Linked DNA regions of Homo sapiens: region 2 is linked to region 1. A link is a contact called in ENCODE Hi-C or POLR2A ChIA-PET data. All regions are on one chromosome and are shown on one strand. The core of a region is the stretch at or near the end of the contact, and the rest is flanking DNA. Distances in the headings are between cores, read along the strand shown. Region 1 overlaps IL1RL2 (interleukin 1 receptor like 2). Region 2 has its middle 60 kb from the start of IL1R1.

Region 1 (4,948 bases), core at 1,695-4,194:
TTTTAATACTATGAATTAGCTGTAAACCCTCATCACTCCTTTCCAAGACCCTGGCTTGAGGGAATTAGAGACCCCCCTGGGAATCCCCAGGGACTGACCTGGAGGTAGGGCTGCGAGCGGAGATTGGACCAGAGAGGTGAAATACAGGTGCTGAGTCGCTGGGTTACCTTTACATTCACCTTCCCATAATGACTGAGTCAGCCACAAAACCCACTACCTTTGGTATCTCCCCTCAAATACCCTGAGTCGGCTCATGAGAGAGGCCCTGGGAAAGACCCAGTCACATTAAATAAAGGGACCGGGAAGGTGTGGTCTTTCCCCGGAGGACCAAGCAAGATGAAGATATACATGTGAAAAGTGCTTGGCAAACCGTGGGATGCCATGAGGAGCTGGCCTGCCAAAATATGGAATGTGCTCAGGGAGCCTCAGTCCCCAGGGCCCCCCACACCCATCAGCACCCCATAGTGACGCAGACCACTTCCTGCCACGTCATGGTTGGTTGACCTTTCCTCGGCACTTGGTCCTGTTTTTTATTTATAAACTTCCCTCTAACACATGCTTGTTTGGTATTGATCTGGGGCTGTGTAAAGTGGAAAATTCCTTCCTGGTTTCCTTGAAGAACAGAGGCTGTTCCAGATGAGGTCTGGAGTGAGCTACAGAGGGTGATGCTGGCTTTAGGAGTGGTGGCTGCTGGGTCTGAATGTTAGAGGCCACACATCTCCAGTAGTAATATTATTCTGGGAGATGGGAACTCTGTGTGTGGATGTCCCCTCCCATACACCCAGGAACTTCTGAGAAATGCTGCTGTTCACTAATACAATTCCACCCTCATCTCCCAGGCTGTCCCTGGAGAGGAGCTCTCCACTTGAGAAGGACCTCAGAGCCCTGGCTCTTGTCATCCAAATTCACCTTTCCTCTGGGGCTCTTATAGGAAAGGTGAGAGTTGACACTGCTCACCTGTGATCCTCTGGCATAACCACCTTGCAAAGATAACCCAAGAGAAATGGAAGCCTCAGGGATATACCACCAGATGAACTGACGGCAAGGTGGAGGTTTTCGCATTCCCATGGCAGGTTTCCTTATCAGCCCCCATCTCCCACCACATCAGAAAAGGAGTAAATAGATCTTTCCTGATTTCAGGCCCAGAACTAGGCTCAAGAAGAAAGAAGTGTACTCTCACGACTGGCTAAGACTTGCTGGACTGACACCTATGGCTGGAAGATGACTTGTTTTGCTCCATGTCTCCTCATTCCTACACCTATTTTCTGCTGCAGGATGAGGCTAGGGTTAGCATTCTAGACACCCAGTTGAGCTCAGGCGTAGAGAAGAGGAGGATGGGATAAGAACTGGGGCCATCCCCATGTCATGGTGGGTGAGAGCTGGGGCCATCCCCGTGGTCATGGAGGGTGAGAGCTGGGGGTTATCCCCATGGTCATGGAGGGTGAGGGCTGGTCGGGGGAGGCATCCCCAAGTCATGGTGGGTGAGAGCTCGGAGCATCCCCATGTCATGGTGGGTGAGATCTGGGGGTATCCCTGTGTCATGGTGGGTGAGGGCGGGTGGTCATCCACATGGTCATAGTGGGTGAGAGCTGGGGGTATCCCTACATCATGGTGGGTGAGAGCTGGGAGCATCCCCATGTCATGGTGGGCGAGATCTGGGGGGTATCCCCACGTCATGGTGGATGAGAGCTGGGGGAATCACCATGTCATGGTGGGTGAGATCTTGGGGGATCACCTGTCATGGTGGGTGAGAGCTGGGGGGATCACCTGTCATGGTGGGTGAGAGTTGGGATTCATCCCCATGTCATGGTGGGCTGAGCCCACATGGAAGCCTGTGCTTGGACAGCGTATGCCCTTTTCTCTGTTTTTCCACAATGAACAATTAAACTGTAAATGTTAAAAATATCAGTAATTTGTGAAATAAATTTTATTCTCATTTGAGCAACATAAATCACAATTTTGTTTGTTTACCATGCCTGTCAAAATCACAAACATTTTCTTATCAGTTTAAATAATGAAAACTGATTTCTGCTAAAATCATCTGACAATTAGCTTGTCAACATTCAAATATTTTTCACCTTAAATCCACTACCTTCGTGGTGTGGTCCACTGAAAAGTTGGGCAAAACCCAACCTGTGATTGAGGCTATAGAGAAACATGAGGGTCATGCACAATAGCTTTTTTTCCCCACACTTAGTAGATGGACTGTTTCTCAGTCTGACAGCCACCAAAGCTTTATGTCCTGATGAATATTTTCGTCCTCTCATCCTCTCTGATGGCCTCATTTCTCCAAATTTCTTCTTCTCCTCCTTTTTTTTTTTTTTTTTTTTTTTTTTTGAGACAGAGTTTCGCTTTTGTCACCGAGGCTGGGATTACAAGCATGAGCCACCGAGCCCGGTCAAGGCTTTCATATTTTTAAAACTTTGAAGTACAGTGAGAAACATAATTTAGTAAGCAACTCAGTATGCACACACGGAATGGAAAAAGCTCTGTTCTATGTTATTTGTTCTATTTTGTTCAAGTCTAGCTCAATTTTTCAAAATGCTGGTCACAGCTCGCCAACTTGTTTTAATAACCAACTTATGCCTTTCCACTGCAATCTGGAGAGCTCAGCCTCTCAGGCTGCTGGTCCCCCTGTCAATCACGATACTTTGGCTACTTTGCTTTCTTCAATCAACAAGGCTTTATCAAGAACTTATGGCTCTTTTAATTATCTGACTTCCTGGTCAATCAGCTTTGTTTGTGGTTTTAAATGACCACAGGATAGTAGAAGTGAACATAATTTCCTGCCTGTGTAAAAGGATGACATCAAGAGGAAAAGAAAGCAGCTCACTGGGTGAAGGACCTTGAGAAAGAGATGAACATTTCCTCTCTTGAGACACAGGACAAACAAGGTCACGCCTGAGCTCGGCAAACAAGGACTTCGGTGCCTGCCTACGGCGCCATTGCGCCCTCTAGTGGCTGCTGAGGAACCGCTGTCCAGCCCGAAGCTCACAGAGCCCCGTTCAGGCTGCCGCAACCTACCTAGGCGGCCAGAATGGAGACTTACAGGTGGGCGGGCATCCCGGGGTGCACACATTACCTTCTCGGGGCTCTCCAACTTAAGGCCAAGGATATCTTTCTTCTTTTTCGGCTGCTGAGAAGGTGGAGATAGTGCCATTTTCGAATGTGTTCCTAACTCTTGGGCTTCTGAGACTGTCGCAGTCTGTCCAAGGGTGGTGAGTGGGGATCAGCAGGCCCTGTTTACTATGTGCTCGCAAGAGGGGACTGCGGTCATAGGGATTTCAGAGAGGTGGCCCTGGCGTCGGGCCCCTGGACTCCAGTCACAACTCAACCACTTGCTGAGGGAGTATGCTAGCTAAATCCCTCTTGCAAGTCAAAAACCCTGTGCCCCAGTTTCTTCCTCTGTAAAAAAGGGATAATACAATGTTGGTATCCTTATTGCCCACTACAAAAAGGGCCAGAGAATATGAACAGGACATTTACAAAGTAAGGATTAATTCGTACAAAAGCCCGGTGAACGGAAAATGTGTGTAACATCACAAATGATCTGATGCCGCCAGGTAGGGGGGCATTTACCATGTGCCAGACAGACCCTAAGCTAAGCTCTTTAAGTACATTATCTCATTAACAGTCAATTATCCTATATCCTCTCCATTTTAAAATGAAGAAAGTAAGTGTGTAAGAGATTAGATAACCCACCCAGGGGTAACACAGTTGTTAGACATGGCCCCAGGGAAGTGTATCACCGGCTGGGTATTTCACGATGTTACAGCATTCCTTTTAAATTGTTAGGCATGATAATGGTAGCATTGTTATGTTTCTAAAAGCATCTTATGTGTTAGAGGTGACATACTGAAACATTTGTGAATGAAATACTATGATGTCTCGGATTTACTTCAAAATAATCCAGTGCAGGGAGTGGTGGAGGACATGAGTTTGTGAAACAAGACTGCCCATGAGTGAAGTTCATTCATGAAAACATAGAGCAGTTAAAAAAATTTTTAAAAACAAAGAAACTCGCAACCCTCAGACACTTACGCAAGTCTGCTGTGAAATAAGACATCCTGGCTATTCTGAAGAGCCGGATGAAACTAAGGATGGAGATTTTTGTTTTGCTTTCAAAATATAAACAGCTTTTTCCTCCCTGATTATTTGCTCATTGGGTAAATTTATGAAAACAGGAAGTTATAAAAATATTCATTATCCTTTTGGTGTATATATGAATATTCACATAGATTTGATCTTGCAATACCAATCTTAGATTTATGAATTGCGTTAGTCAGGGTTTTCTAGAGAAACAGAATCAATATGACTTTTATATATATACAAAATTAAGAACTGTCTCCCATGATCATGGAGGCTGAGAAGGCCCACAATCCACTCTCTGTGGGCTGGAGACCCAGGAAGGCCAGTGAAATATTTCTTTAGTTGGAGTCCAACACCCTGAGAACCAGTGGCGCTGATGATATAAATCCCGGTCTGAAGGCAGAAGATGAGATGGTTCAGCTCAAGCAGTGAGTGAGGCAGATCTTGAAAAGGGGTGGAGAAGAATTCCTCCTTCTTCTGCTTTTTGTTCTATTCAGGCCTTGAAGGGATTTGGATGATGCCCACCTGCTCTGGGGAAGGCTCACTGTCTTACTGAGTCCATTGATTCCTGCGCTAATCTCCGCTGAAACACCCTTACAGACACGTCCATAAATAATGTTTAATCTGGGCATCCTTCAGCCCAGGCAAGTTGACATATAAGGTAAACCATCACATGGATGTTTAGGTTTGTTCTATTTGTTACTTTTACAAACAAAGTGCATTCATCTGATCATTTGCCTTAGATAAATTACTGGAAATAGAAGAATTTATCTTTTAAATAGATCTATTTATATCTGATCATTTGATGCATTCTTCCAAATTTCCCTCCAGAAAGCTTGTACCAGTTGTGACTCCCACC
Region 2 (4,948 bases), core at 1,150-3,649, 160 kb before region 1:
AATGACGGGATGAAAGAGGCCAGAAATAATAAATGTTAGTGAGGACATAGAGAAACTGGTACACTCATTTATTACTGGAAGGAATGTAAGATGGTACAGCTACTTTTAAAATAGTTTGTGGTTCTTTGAAATGTTCAACATAGAGTTGCCATATGACTCAGCAATTCCACTCCTAGGTATCTATGTGACATAATTAACAACACAAAAATCTGTACACCAATTTTCATAGCAACATTATTCAAAATAGCCAAAACATAGAAACAACCCAAATGTCCATTAATGGATGAATGGATTAACAATATGCAGTATATCCAAACAACGGAATATTATTCAGCCATGGAAAGGAGTGAAGTACTACCTATACACAGTACAACATAGAGGAACCTTGAAAGCATTATGCTAAGTGAGAGGAGCTAGTTACAGAAGCCCACACATTGTATAATTCCATTTATATGGAATGCTTAGAATAAGCAAATTTATAGAATCAGAAAGTAGTATATAGATTGCCAGGGGCTAGAAGAAAGGGGAACGAAGAGTGATTGCTAATGAGTATGAAGTTTCTTTTGGGGGTGATGAAAATGCTCTGAAATTGGATAGTGGTGATGGGTGCGCAACTCTATGAATATACTGAAACCCTTTGAATTGTACACTTTTAAAAGGGTAATTTTATGCTGTGTGAATGACATCTCAATAAAATTCTCATTAAAATAAGAATATATGAGAGTATCTATTTCTAACTGTAGAGATTTTTGCAAATCCTGCAGAAATATGCTGAATTAGTTACAACCAGCTAAGGGAGCCTGGGATGGAAGAGTTTGAACCACACCCAATGGCCTGCATCTGGTGCTCTCCCAAGATCCATGGAAATAATCTTCCAACCTGCAATGTACCAGGGCATCTACCAGCCTGGCTCCACGGTGGTTTCAGGCATTGCTCTACAAATGATCAAGTTTTCATTCTAGAGTACGAATGAGGATTGAGTTAGACTAACTGTACAAGGGACAGGAAATAACAGCTCCTTCCCTGTCCTGGGGTCAGTGGTTTGAAAAGCACCCCATCTATCAGTGAATATCCAGCTTCCTGACAAAGAAAAGGGCTAGGGGATTTGCCCCCACCCTGTTTAGAAGGCGAAGGCGAATTAGGCCTGAATGGCGACTTGATTCTCATCTGAATATCAGAGAAACACATGTGTTGCAGGCTACACTGGAAGTCCTAATGGCTTCAGTTTGATAGTGGATTTGGGCTTAATGGTTGAGCAACTCCAGTGGCTTCCTCTCTTGATTACGTTGGTGGCTGTGAGATGAACTACCCAGTCATCAGTCATCATTATCAATGGCCCATTTGCCTGGGATGCTTTGGAAGAATGAAAGAGAGTAAAGGCAGTTCTACTTTTAAAGAAGTTAAAACATGGGCTACAGAGCATTTTCGTTTATTGTTTATCAAATGTTAGCCTGCCTCAGAATACCTGGAGGGCACAGATTCCTAGGTCCCACCTCTGGAGCTGCTAAGTCAGTTGATGTGGGCAAATAACCTAACACCTTGGCATTCACTTCCAGGTTTTCTTCATTTCCTCGTCCTCCCTTTCCTTCTTCAAATGTTCTCCTGTTCCTTCTTGGCTTTATAACTATCTTTGTCTCTGCTTCCCTTCCTATACATTGCCTTAATTAATCCTTTAATTTAGATTAAATTAAAGGATAAATATAAATTAAAGGATAAATTAAAGGATAAATCTAATCCTTTAATTTAAATATTATTTCTGGAGATATATTTGCCATGTGATCCATTTTGTTTGTTAGAAAAACACAAGAGAAAAAAATTGCTGATAATCTTCTCAAAAAGGATTATCTTGTTTGTTCTAAAGCCAAGGATGTATAGTGCATCTTGGAATGTTTTGGATTGAGGTGGGACATTTGCTTTCTTTTTGTTTTCAAACATCATTAATTTACTTGGTATAAGAACTTCAGAATCAGCATAAAGTAAAAGTAGTTTCTTAGGAATAGTGTCATGATAATTCCATGCACTTAACATGAGGTAGGTGATAACGGAAGTAGTGGTTTTCTTGATTTTTCTTATTCAAACTGCTTCATCAAACAAAACAAAACAGAACAAACGCCCTGGAGACAGAGAGTCTTATTGTGCCATAGTATTTCTCTTTCTCTCTCTTTTTTAAATATTTCAAGCGAGCATGCCATCAGCAGGGCTGTCTTCACTGAGCTATTTGTTGCTGGGAGATGTTGTAGACTGTTGCTCGGTCAGTGCAAATGAGAGCTGCTAGCCTCGCTGTAACCTCGCTGGCTGGGTACTCTCAGAGATTGTTAAGAGTTTTAAAATTTTTCTAATCACTAAGCATGTTAGGAAACCAGAGCTTTGTGTATGAAGAACAACTTCCTCTCAGGGACTGTACTCAAGGCTGAGGTTTGGACCTCAGCCAATTTTATGAACGAACAGGAACAATGTCAAAAACATCAGGATTCCTGGTCATGAGGACCAGAGGGGGCCACTCCAATGGGATGGTAAGCTTCTGTAGGGCTGGCACGTGACTTTGCACCCCTGATGCTCCGCATGAAGGGATTTTCTGCACCCAGCAAGTGCTGACTGATTTCCTGAGGACACTTAGTCCTACTCTAAACTCTAAGAAGGTCTAGGGCCACATCAGGAAAGTGAGATTCATGCACTGACTCATTTCCACACTTCAGAGGACACTTTCTTTGAGTGGGTGTTTGGAAAAAAATGCAAGGTAGATGTAATTCTCCACACATCAGCTGATGACTCGTACTGACAGTGTCTAGAATAGAACTTTTTTTTTCCTTTTGGGTAGGTACCTTCTCCCCAGATGGATGGTGTGTTCCCCAGAGTGCCGAGGTATTTCTGGGTGAAGTAATATTGTTCCCTTGTGTGTAATCCTACTAGTTCTCTTTCATGAAGTAGCTGGAATGTCTGAGTGGTCAAGGGTAATCCCTGAGCTGGCCTTGACACAAACAGATACGGGCTCTTCCATCCTTGGGTCCCTCTGTTCTGACACCTGATGACACACTTAGGAGTTTTCCTCTAGTACCTAAAACTATAGTTAGTAGGTACTTAGAAACAATTACAAGCTGTGCTAATGCTTTTTAAAAGTGGAAATATCGGCCAGGTGTGGTGGCTCACACCTGCAATCCCAGCACTTTGGGACGCCGAGGCAGGTGGATCACGAGGTCAGGAGTTCAAGACCAGCCTGACCAATATGGTGAAACCCCATCTCTACTAAAAATACAAAAATTAGCCAGGCATGGTGATGGGCGCCTGTAATCCCAGCTACTCAGGAGGCTGAGGCAGGAGAATTGCTTGAACCTGGGAGGCAGAGGTTGCAGTGAGCCGAGATCACGCCACTGCACTCCAGCTTAAGCGACTGAGCAAGACTCCGCCTCAAAAAAAAAAAAGTGGAAATAGCAATATGTGCTTTAGCTAAATATTAATTTTGTTTTTGCCCTGCCTTTTAGCTCTGTGGTCTTGACCAAGGCCTCATAGCGACTCTGAATCTCTTGCGACTCTGAATCTCTTGCGACTCTGAATCTCTCGCAATCTCAATTTTCTTGTTTGCAAAACTAAGATGTAGCAGTTATAATGTGAGGCGCAAATGAGAAAGGCCATACAAAAACCCTAACCAAAAAATCCAGTAAAATGAAGCTCAGTTAAACTAAAGACAGCCCGTTGACATCTTTTGTGCGTTTCCTCCTTGGTTCCCAGGAATGCTGGAAAAAGAGGCATTTGTTCTAAACATGGAAATGCAGCAAAATAATGATTCTTTTATGGCCTGGTGGTCTGGTTTGACACAATCAATAACTAAAATAAATACACACAGCGTACAGCCCTGTAATAATAGAGGTTGCTCGGAATCAACTCACAGTAGTAAAAATCCTGGTTGAGAAATTATCCCCAAAGATGATATGATTTTATCGCCCCGTACAAAGTTAACCAGTCTTATACATAATATGGATCTTTTCAAACTTTTAAATGAAGTATAATGCATACACAGAACAGTGAACTCATCATGGGCAACTAAATTAATTTTCACAAAATCATATTTTGTGAATATGCTATGATTTATTAATACATTGTACTGCTGATGAACATTTGGATAGTTTCTGGTTTTTGGCTAATAAATATAGGGCTGCTATGAGTATTTTTGTATACATACTTTGGTTGACATTTCTACTATTTTCTGTTGGTCTTGTACCTGTGAGTGAAATTACTGAGTCATAAGATATGTATTTGTTCCTCAGCAGTAGTTACTGCTGCCACACAGCATGGTTCTGCTAATATGTACTTCCAGTGGGAATGTTTGACAGTTCCAGCTGATGGAAATCTTTACCAGCGTTTAATATTTTCTCTTATTCATTTTCACCATTCTGGTAAGAGTGTCCCGCAATTTCATTCTGGCTTTAATTGAATTTCCCCAATGGCTAATGCAGTTGAACACTTTTTCAAATTATTTTTTGGCCATTTAAATATTTTCTTTTGTTAAGGATCAGTTCAACCTTTTGTTTGTATTTCTATTGGGTTACCTAGATTTTTCTTACTGATTTGCAGTGGTTTTTAATGCATTCTGGGTAAGAACACTTTGTCAGCAGTATCTATTCCAAATACCTGCTTCAACTCTGTGGATTGCATTTCATTTCCCTAATGGTGTCTTTGGATGAACACACCTTGATTTATCAATAGTCTTTCTTTGATTATTAGAATATTTTGTGTCTGTTTTACAACTATTTGCCTACTCCAAAGTCATAAAAATTTTCTCCTGTGCATTTCTTTAAAGGCTTTATTGTTTTACTTTTCACATTCAGATCTGCAGACCAACAATTAAGATTTGGATATGGTATTAAGCAGTGGCTCAAGGTTCAATTTTCATTTCTCCATTTGACTATCCAAATGATTCAGTGCCATTTAGAGAAATGAATACTCTTTTCTC

Evidence for each region. Hi-C counts contacts between places; a loop is a spot of excess contacts on that map. ChIA-PET counts read pairs that join two places held with the same protein, here RNA polymerase II (POLR2A). Pooled maps may share reads with other maps.
Region 2: a map of CD14-positive monocyte shows a loop between it and region 1 (3-fold over the local background). The contact joins two enhancer-like sites. A Hi-C loop is called at or near these places in 6 of 168 maps with a recorded cell type or tissue (CD14-positive monocyte, GM12878, PC-9 and 2 more), 18 of 37 single-sample maps with no recorded cell type and 22 of 50 pooled maps. POLR2A ChIA-PET finds 5 or more read pairs at or near these places in 9 of 52 experiments (A549, AG04450, CD4-positive, alpha-beta T cell and 6 more).

What each region holds. Positions count from the first base shown.
Region 1 is chr2:102,238,052-102,242,999 of GRCh38, forward strand. IL1RL2 (interleukin 1 receptor like 2) reads left to right here. Exons shown (of 12, transcript NM_003854.4): 12 at 1,141-1,951. The coding sequence ends at 1,190. Among named protein-coding and RNA genes, the nearest start is that of IL1RL2, 54 kb to the left of the region's middle. RefSeq lists enhancers at 1-863, 2,718-3,012 and a silencer at 2,952-3,011. Within about 2 kb of position 2,945, at least 20 of the 41 ENCODE cell types and tissues checked have a DNase peak (open chromatin) inside an H3K27ac peak, as active enhancers do; they include CD14-positive monocyte, where a contact is called at or near this core.
Region 2 is chr2:102,080,537-102,085,484 of GRCh38, forward strand. It overlaps a transcript of IL1R1 not described here. Among named protein-coding and RNA genes, the nearest start is that of IL1R1, 60 kb to the right of the region's middle. Within about 2 kb of position 2,400, at least 24 of the 41 ENCODE cell types and tissues checked have a DNase peak (open chromatin) inside an H3K27ac peak, as active enhancers do; they include CD14-positive monocyte, where a contact is called at or near this core.